Linked DNA regions of Homo sapiens: region 1 is linked to region 2. The links are chromatin contacts, found by Hi-C or POLR2A ChIA-PET in ENCODE. All regions are on one chromosome and are shown on one strand. The core of a region is the stretch at or near the end of the contact, and the rest is flanking DNA. Distances in the headings are between cores, read along the strand shown. Region 1 holds the start of DCXR-DT (DCXR divergent transcript). Region 2 overlaps FASN (fatty acid synthase).

The links. A loop is a pair of places that touch in the nucleus more often than their neighbours do. ChIA-PET counts read pairs that join two places held with the same protein, here RNA polymerase II (POLR2A). Pooled maps may share reads with other maps.
Region 1: a loop to region 2 is called in a map of breast epithelium, with 2.1 times the contacts of the local background. The contact joins the promoter of DCXR-DT here to the enhancer-like site in region 2. A Hi-C loop is called at or near these places in 9 of 168 maps with a recorded cell type or tissue (CD4-positive, alpha-beta memory T cell, CD8-positive, alpha-beta T cell, HepG2 and 6 more), 13 of 37 single-sample maps with no recorded cell type and 19 of 50 pooled maps. POLR2A ChIA-PET finds 5 or more read pairs at or near these places in 33 of 52 experiments (A549, A673, AG04449 and 27 more).

The regions. Positions count from the first base shown.
Region 1 is chr17:82,036,468-82,039,167 of GRCh38, reverse strand. DCXR-DT (DCXR divergent transcript) reads right to left here and starts at 1,250. Exons shown (of 2, transcript NR_159948.1): 1 at 900-1,250. DCXR (dicarbonyl and L-xylulose reductase) reads left to right here and starts at 1,471. Exons shown (of 8, transcript NM_016286.4): 1 at 1,471-1,537; 2 at 1,621-1,718; 3 at 2,155-2,309; 4 at 2,405-2,447; 5 at 2,525-2,624. The coding sequence starts at 1,486. RefSeq lists a silencer at 1,251-2,080.
Region 2 is chr17:82,075,456-82,079,806 of GRCh38, reverse strand. It overlaps FASN (fatty acid synthase), which reads left to right. Exons shown (of 43, transcript NM_004104.5): 42 at 199-450; 43 at 527-1,469. The coding sequence ends at 664. Among named protein-coding and RNA genes, the nearest start is that of DUS1L, 12 kb to the right of the region's middle. RefSeq lists a silencer at 208-408. Within about 2 kb of position 1,871, at least 4 of the 41 ENCODE cell types and tissues checked have a DNase peak (open chromatin) inside an H3K27ac peak, as active enhancers do; they include breast epithelium, where a contact is called at or near this core.

The DNA.
Region 1 (2,700 bases), core at 1-2,500, 40 kb after region 2:
AGAAGACCATACATCAGCGCTTTCTTCTATGTACTTATAAGAAAGATCAAAGACTTTAAGACTTTCACTATTTCTTCTACTGCTATCTACTACGAACTTCAAAGAGGAACCAGGAGTACGGGAGGAACATGGAAGTGGACAAGAAATGTGACCATTAAATCATAGCACCACAGGGAGGGGGTTAGGCCTCCGGATGACTGCGGGCAGGCCTGGATAACATCCAGCCTCCCACAAGAAGCTGGTGGAGCAGAGTGTTCCCTGACGCCTCCAAGGAAAGGAGACTCCCCTTCGCAGTCTTCTAAGTAACGGGTGGCTTCCCAGACAACGGCATTACTGCTTGACCAAGGAGCCCTCAAGCAGCCCTTATGCGGGAGTGACAGAGGGCTCACCTCTTGCCTTCTAGGTCACTTCTCACAATGTCCCTAGGTTATATTAGTAATGCAACAAAGAGTAATATTAAAAGCTAATGATTAATAATGTTTATACTAATGATTGATAATTATCCATGATCATGATCATTTTTATATCTAATTTGTATTATGACTATTTTTATTTTAACTGTTTTTTTTTTAAAGATGGAGTCTTGCTCTGTCGCCCAGGCTGGAGTGCAGTGGCGCAATCTCGGCTCACTGCAAGCTCCGCCTCCTGGGTTCGCGCCATTCTCCTGCCTCAGCCTCCTGAGTAGCTGGGACTACAGGTGCCCGCCACCGCGCCCGGCTAATTTTTTGTATTTTTAGTAGAGATGGGGTTTCACCGTGTTAGCCAGGATGGTCTCGATCTCCTGACCTCGTGATCCACCCGCCTCGGCCTCCCAAAGTGCTGGGATTACAGGCGTGAGCCACCGCTCCCGGCCTATTTTCTTTGTTATACTGAAACAGTTTGTGTCTTCAGTCTCTTGCCTTGGCATCTAGGTAATCCTTCGCCCACAGATGAAAGCGGAGCTCTGCTGACATTGGTGTCTTCTCCAGACGTAGTTGGTTGTCCAAATTCTTTCCCTTGGCTTTAAAGTGAGCCGGCGGTGTCCTGCTCCCAAGCCTGAGAGATGATGGGCACAGGCGACACTTTTTAGGACATGCCGATGTTTTCAGAAACAAAACAAGAAATGTTAGCCCTGAAATTCTCCATTTCACGTGTTCTTCCTGATATTAACCACACATTCTTTCCGATATTAACCACCACATCGTCTTTTTGCAATAATCTTGGCAGGGAAAAATATGCTAGCCAGGGTCCACTACGTCGATTTCAAGCACGGAAGATGGGTCACACCAGGCACTTCAAAAGACCCGTCCCTGAGGCAGCGGAGACCCCGCCCCGCCCCGGCGCGCCCACTCCTTTCGGCCAATCACTGCAGCGGGGAGCAGCTATTTGAATGTCCCCACCGCCTATCTGAAGGCCGCCCTGCCATTGGCCCCGCCGCGCCCCGCCCATCGTGGCCAGAGCTTCAAGTTCCGCAGCCCCAGTGCGGAGGGCGGAGACTGCGCCGACATGGAGCTGTTCCTCGCGGGCCGCCGGGTGCTGGTCACCGGGGCAGGCAAAGGTGGGCGGCGGGGAAAGGTGGGCAAAGGCCGGCGGCGGGCAGAGGCGGGCAGGGGACGCCTTCACTGAGCCCGCTCCCGGCAGGTATAGGGCGCGGCACGGTCCAGGCGCTGCACGCGACGGGCGCGCGGGTGGTGGCTGTGAGCCGGACTCAGGCGGATCTTGACAGCCTTGTCCGCGAGGTAGGTCCCGCCGGGTCCCAGCGCTGCGAGGCGGCGAGCCAGGAGGGGGCGGCAGCGAGCGGGGGCGGTACCTCTGTGCGCGACTCCGCCTCCCCTCGCGGGCGCTGCGCTTCTCACCGCGGCCTGGGCGCCCGCGCACCCTCTCTCGGGGCTGGTGGCCTGCGTGGGCGGCCGGGTGGTCGGCAGAGCCGCCGGGGCCCCCGGGCTCAGAAAGAGGCCGAAATGGCTGCGAAGCAGGCCCCGGGCAGGAGTCGCTCGGGCGCAGGGAGGAAGTGAACCGGCCGGAGGTAGCGCCCGGCTGCTGGCCCCACAGTCCCGACACCTTCGGAACTCCTAACTCCTTTACTTGTCCGGCTGAAAGGTCACCAGCCCCAGTCCCCAGCTGTGCCGCTTGCTGGGCACAGAGCCTCTGGTAACTGCCCCCTGATACACACAGTGCCCGGGGATAGAACCCGTGTGCGTGGACCTGGGTGACTGGGAGGCCACCGAGCGGGCGCTGGGCAGCGTGGGCCCCGTGGACCTGCTGGTGAACAACGCCGCTGTCGCCCTGCTGCAGCCCTTCCTGGAGGTCACCAAGGAGGCCTTTGACAGGTGAGCCTGTGAGGGCGGAGGAACCTCAGGGAGGGGCTGTCCTGGAGGACGCAGCAGCCCTAATCTCTGACCAGGGTCTGTCCCTCGGCCTCTAGATCCTTTGAGGTGAACCTGCGTGCGGTCATCCAGGTGTCGCAGGTGAGCTGCCCTGTGGGCTGGACGGGAATTCTCGTGAGTGATGCCAGCTCTGCCTCACGGTCTCGCTGCGATTCCAGATTGTGGCCAGGGGCTTAATAGCCCGGGGAGTCCCAGGGGCCATCGTGAATGTCTCCAGCCAGTGCTCCCAGCGGGCAGTAACTAACCATAGCGTCTACTGTGAGTGCCCCAGCTGTGCCCTCAGCCCCACCCCAGCCCCAGCCTCGCCCTCATCACCGACCCCAGCCCCAGCCAG
Region 2 (4,351 bases), core at 622-3,121:
GGTGGAGGTTGCGGAGGGAGGAGAATCGCTTGAACCGGGTAGGTGGAGGTTGCGGTGAGCTGAGATCGCCCCACTCCATCTAGCCTGGGTAACAAAAATGAAACTCGTCTCAAAAAAAAAAAGCCCACCCGCAGTGTAGCACAGGGCAGGCCGGTGCTGTGGGTGCTGCCAGCACCTGCTCAGAGCCCGACCCCACAGGTGCTGGAGGCGCTGCTGCCGCTGAAGGGCCTAGAGGAGCGTGTGGCAGCCGCCGTGGACCTGATCATCAAGAGCCACCAGGGCCTGGACCGCCAGGAGCTGAGCTTTGCGGCCCGGTCCTTCTACTACAAGCTGCGTGCCGCTGAGCAGTACACACCCAAGGCCAAGTACCATGGCAACGTGATGCTACTGCGCGCCAAGACGGGTGGCGCCTACGGCGAGGACCTGGGCGCGGACTACAACCTCTCCCAGGTGCGCAAGGGGCCTGACGGGAACGGGGACAGGGACAGGAGTGGGGTGGGACGGCAGCTGATCGCATCCCCTGCAGGTATGCGACGGGAAAGTATCCGTCCACGTCATCGAGGGTGACCACCGCACGCTGCTGGAGGGCAGCGGCCTGGAGTCCATCATCAGCATCATCCACAGCTCCCTGGCTGAGCCACGCGTGAGCGTGCGGGAGGGCTAGGCCCGTGCCCCCGCCTGCCACCGGAGGTCACTCCACCATCCCCACCCCACCCCACCCCACCCCCGCCATGCAACGGGATTGAAGGGTCCTGCCGGTGGGACCCTGTCCGGCCCAGTGCCACTGCCCCCCGAGGCTGCTAGATGTAGGTGTTAGGCATGTCCCACCCACCCGCCGCCTCCCACGGCACCTCGGGGACACCAGAGCTGCCGACTTGGAGACTCCTGGTCTGTGAAGAGCCGGTGGTGCCCGTGCCCGCAGGAACTGGGCTGGGCCTCGTGCGCCCGTGGGGTCTGCGCTTGGTCTTTCTGTGCTTGGATTTGCATATTTATTGCATTGCTGGTAGAGACCCCCAGGCCTGTCCACCCTGCCAAGACTCCTCAGGCAGCGTGTGGGTCCCGCACTCTGCCCCCATTTCCCCGATGTCCCCTGCGGGCGCGGGCAGCCACCCAAGCCTGCTGGCTGCGGCCCCCTCTCGGCCAGGCATTGGCTCAGCCCGCTGAGTGGGGGGTCGTGGGCCAGTCCCCGAGGAGCTGGGCCCCTGCACAGGCACACAGGGCCCGGCCACACCCAGCGGCCCCCCGCACAGCCACCCGTGGGGTGCTGCCCTTATGCCCGGCGCCGGGCACCAACTCCATGTTTGGTGTTTGTCTGTGTTTGTTTTTCAAGAAATGATTCAAATTGCTGCTTGGATTTTGAAATTTACTGTAACTGTCAGTGTACACGTCTGGACCCCGTTTCATTTTTACACCAATTTGGTAAAAATGCTGCTCTCAGCCTCCCACAATTAAACCGCATGTGATCTCCACCACCGTCCTTTCTTCCCTCCTCCCTGACCTGGCAGCTGCAAGCTCTCCAGCTCCACCCCACCCAGTCACGGGGCCGTGAAGGGGATGCCCTCTGTCCTCTGGTCCCCAGTTCCCACACACCCCTAGGCCATGTCCCAGAGCCGGGGCTGGGCCGGGGAGTGAGGAAGGAGCCCGCGTGGCAGCCCCGGGCTTCCCGGGAAAGCGCTGGGACTGGCGGGGGGGGGGGTACCGAGGCTCTGGCCAAGAAACACCACCAGTGAGAAACGTGTAGGAGGTACAGACACTGGGAAGTTGGCTTCAGCTGAGGAGAGGCCCCTCGTGGAGAATAGTATTTGCTTGAAGTCAGTGGATTGCAGGCATTCGCCCTGCCAAAGATGCCGTCACAGCCTCACCAAGACGGTGTCAATAGCGCCACTGGCTGGCCAGGTTGACCCAGAAGACTTGGGTTTAGGCAAAGGAGTGGAGGCTGGGAGGGAGCAAGGGACAGGGAGCCCTGGGCACCTGGACCCCCGGCATCGAGGGGTGGGGTGGACACAGCCTCCAGGACCCATAAGGGCAGCACCCCACGGGTGGCTGTGCGGGGGGCCGCTGGGTGGACATGAGCTTGGGGTAGAGGCATGGGCAGGAGCGAGAGCCAGGATTGGATTTCGGGAATGGGCAAAGCAGGCCAGCCCGGGGTTCCGGAAGGCACAGCATGCCCACAGAAGAGGCCCTTTCAGTGTGAGTGCCAAGGCACAGAGGTGGGTGGGGGGCTGGGAGAGCCCCTGCTGGAGAGGCAGGGGAGGGGTGGGCGCAGGGGCCATCTCCCAGGGCAGGGTAGTGGGCCAGGACTACAGTGAACACCACGGGCCCTGCTGGGGGGGTGGGCCTGGTGCAGCGGCTGCAGGTGGGCAGTGTCCAGGCGTGAGTGTGGACAGCAGGCGGGCATCGGAGCGAGGCTCAGCCACACCCCTCCTGCGGTCCCCCAACACTAGGCAGCTGCTCCCTTCAGCCGTGGTCCCCTCTGGCCTCTCTCCACCCCTCCTCCGGCCACTCCCACCCCAGCCGTGCACACAGGCTCAGGGCCACCAGGGAGGACAGAGGCTCACAGGCCTATCTGGGGGTGGCCTCAGAACTAAACTGCTTTAGCTCCACAGCCTCAGGCCCTGCAGGGCAAGGCGGGTAGTGCCCAGCACATGGGCTCTTGTCACCCCTCCTGCTTCTCCCGGCTCTCCGGTACCGGAATGTGGTGTCCAGGGGTCTCTGAAGTTCCTGGCTCAGCTGCTGCCAGGGGAGGAGGCGCTCTGATGGGCCTGAGGTGCATCCAAGTTGCAAATGAGCTTCAGGGAGACCTAAGAGAAACCACGTATCTTTGTTATGAAGATACAGTTACCTTAAGTCACACAATTATCTTCACTTCAGTTATTTTTTCTTTCGAATTAAAATGAAAATTAATGTAACGAATTGGAGTTCTGATCCAGAGAGTAGCGAGGCCTGGATTCACCCTCCCACCGGAAACAGCTGAAAATCCAGGCAAAGGACAGGAGGTGCTGGCTGTGGGGATACCAGGCCTCCGCCAAAGAAGGACGGTGACCCCTGGGTGGGAACAAGGTGCCAGGAGCCCTAGGGTAACCTCAGCCTTCTGCCTGGCAGCTTCCAGGCCGGGCACAGTGAGAGGTGGAGTCCAGCAGACCCCCCGAGTTGAGGAAGTGGAGCTGAGAGTCCGGGGGGAAAATGAGGCTGAGGATTGCAGGACAGAGCACCCGGGGGGAGCTGGCAGACAGTGGCGGGGTGCAGGGGCTGTCCCGGGACCGCCAGGCAGGAGGCTACGGGGGCTCTCCTGTGAGCACCAGGCCAAGCACCTTCAATGCGTGCGAGCAGGAAACCAGCAGGAGGATTAGACGGAACAGTGCCAGATACTGCACAGGTCTGGAAACCAGTGCCTGTTCCTACCAACCAGACTAGAAAACCTCAGAATTCGTGAGACATTGAATACTCAGATGGGTGTGTCTCAAGGCCCAAGATCTATTAGCTGGTTACTAGTTAGCGCTGGTACACCTAAAACAAAACAAAAATCTTACAAACAAGACCCCAAAGCATAAATTTTTTTTTTCTTTTGAGACGGAATCTTGCTCTGTCTCCCAGGCTGGAGTTCGGTGGCGCAATCTCAGCTCACTGTAACCTCCACCTCCCAGGTTCAAGCCATTCTCCTGCCTCAGCCTCCCGAGTAGCTACGATTATAGGCACGCGTCACCACGCCCGGCTAATTTTCGCATTTTTAGTAGAGATGGGGTTTCACCATGTTGGCCAGGCTGGTCTCAAACTCCTGACCTCAGGTGATCTGCCCACCTTGGTCTCCCAAAGTGCTGGGATTAAAGGTGTGAGCCACTGTGCCTGGCCTCAAATTGTTTCCAAGTAAACTTACTCCATCCCAGAACAAAGCCCAAAAATATTTAGGTAAAATTCACAATCCCTGGGGCAACTAGTGAAAAATTAGCAGCCAAAGAAGCAGGAAAACAAGACCCACAGGGAGAGAAAATCAATCAAAACCGACCCTGGCCGGACACTGATGTTGGAATCAGCAGCCAAAGACATTAAAGTACTTATTATAGGCCGGGCGCGGTGGCTCACGCCTGTAATGCCAGCACTTCGGCAGGCCGAGGCGGGCGGATCACGAGGTCAGGAGATCGAGACCATCCTGGCTAACACAGTGAAACCCGGTCTCTACTAAAAATACAAAAAATTAGCCGGGCGTGGTGGCCGGTGCCTGTAGACCCAGCTGCTCGGGAGGCTGAGGCAGGAGAATGGCGTGAACCCGGGAGGTGGAGCTTGCAGTGAGCCAAGATCGCACCACTGCACTCCAGCCTGGGCGACAGAGCGAGACTCCGTCTCAAAAAAAAAA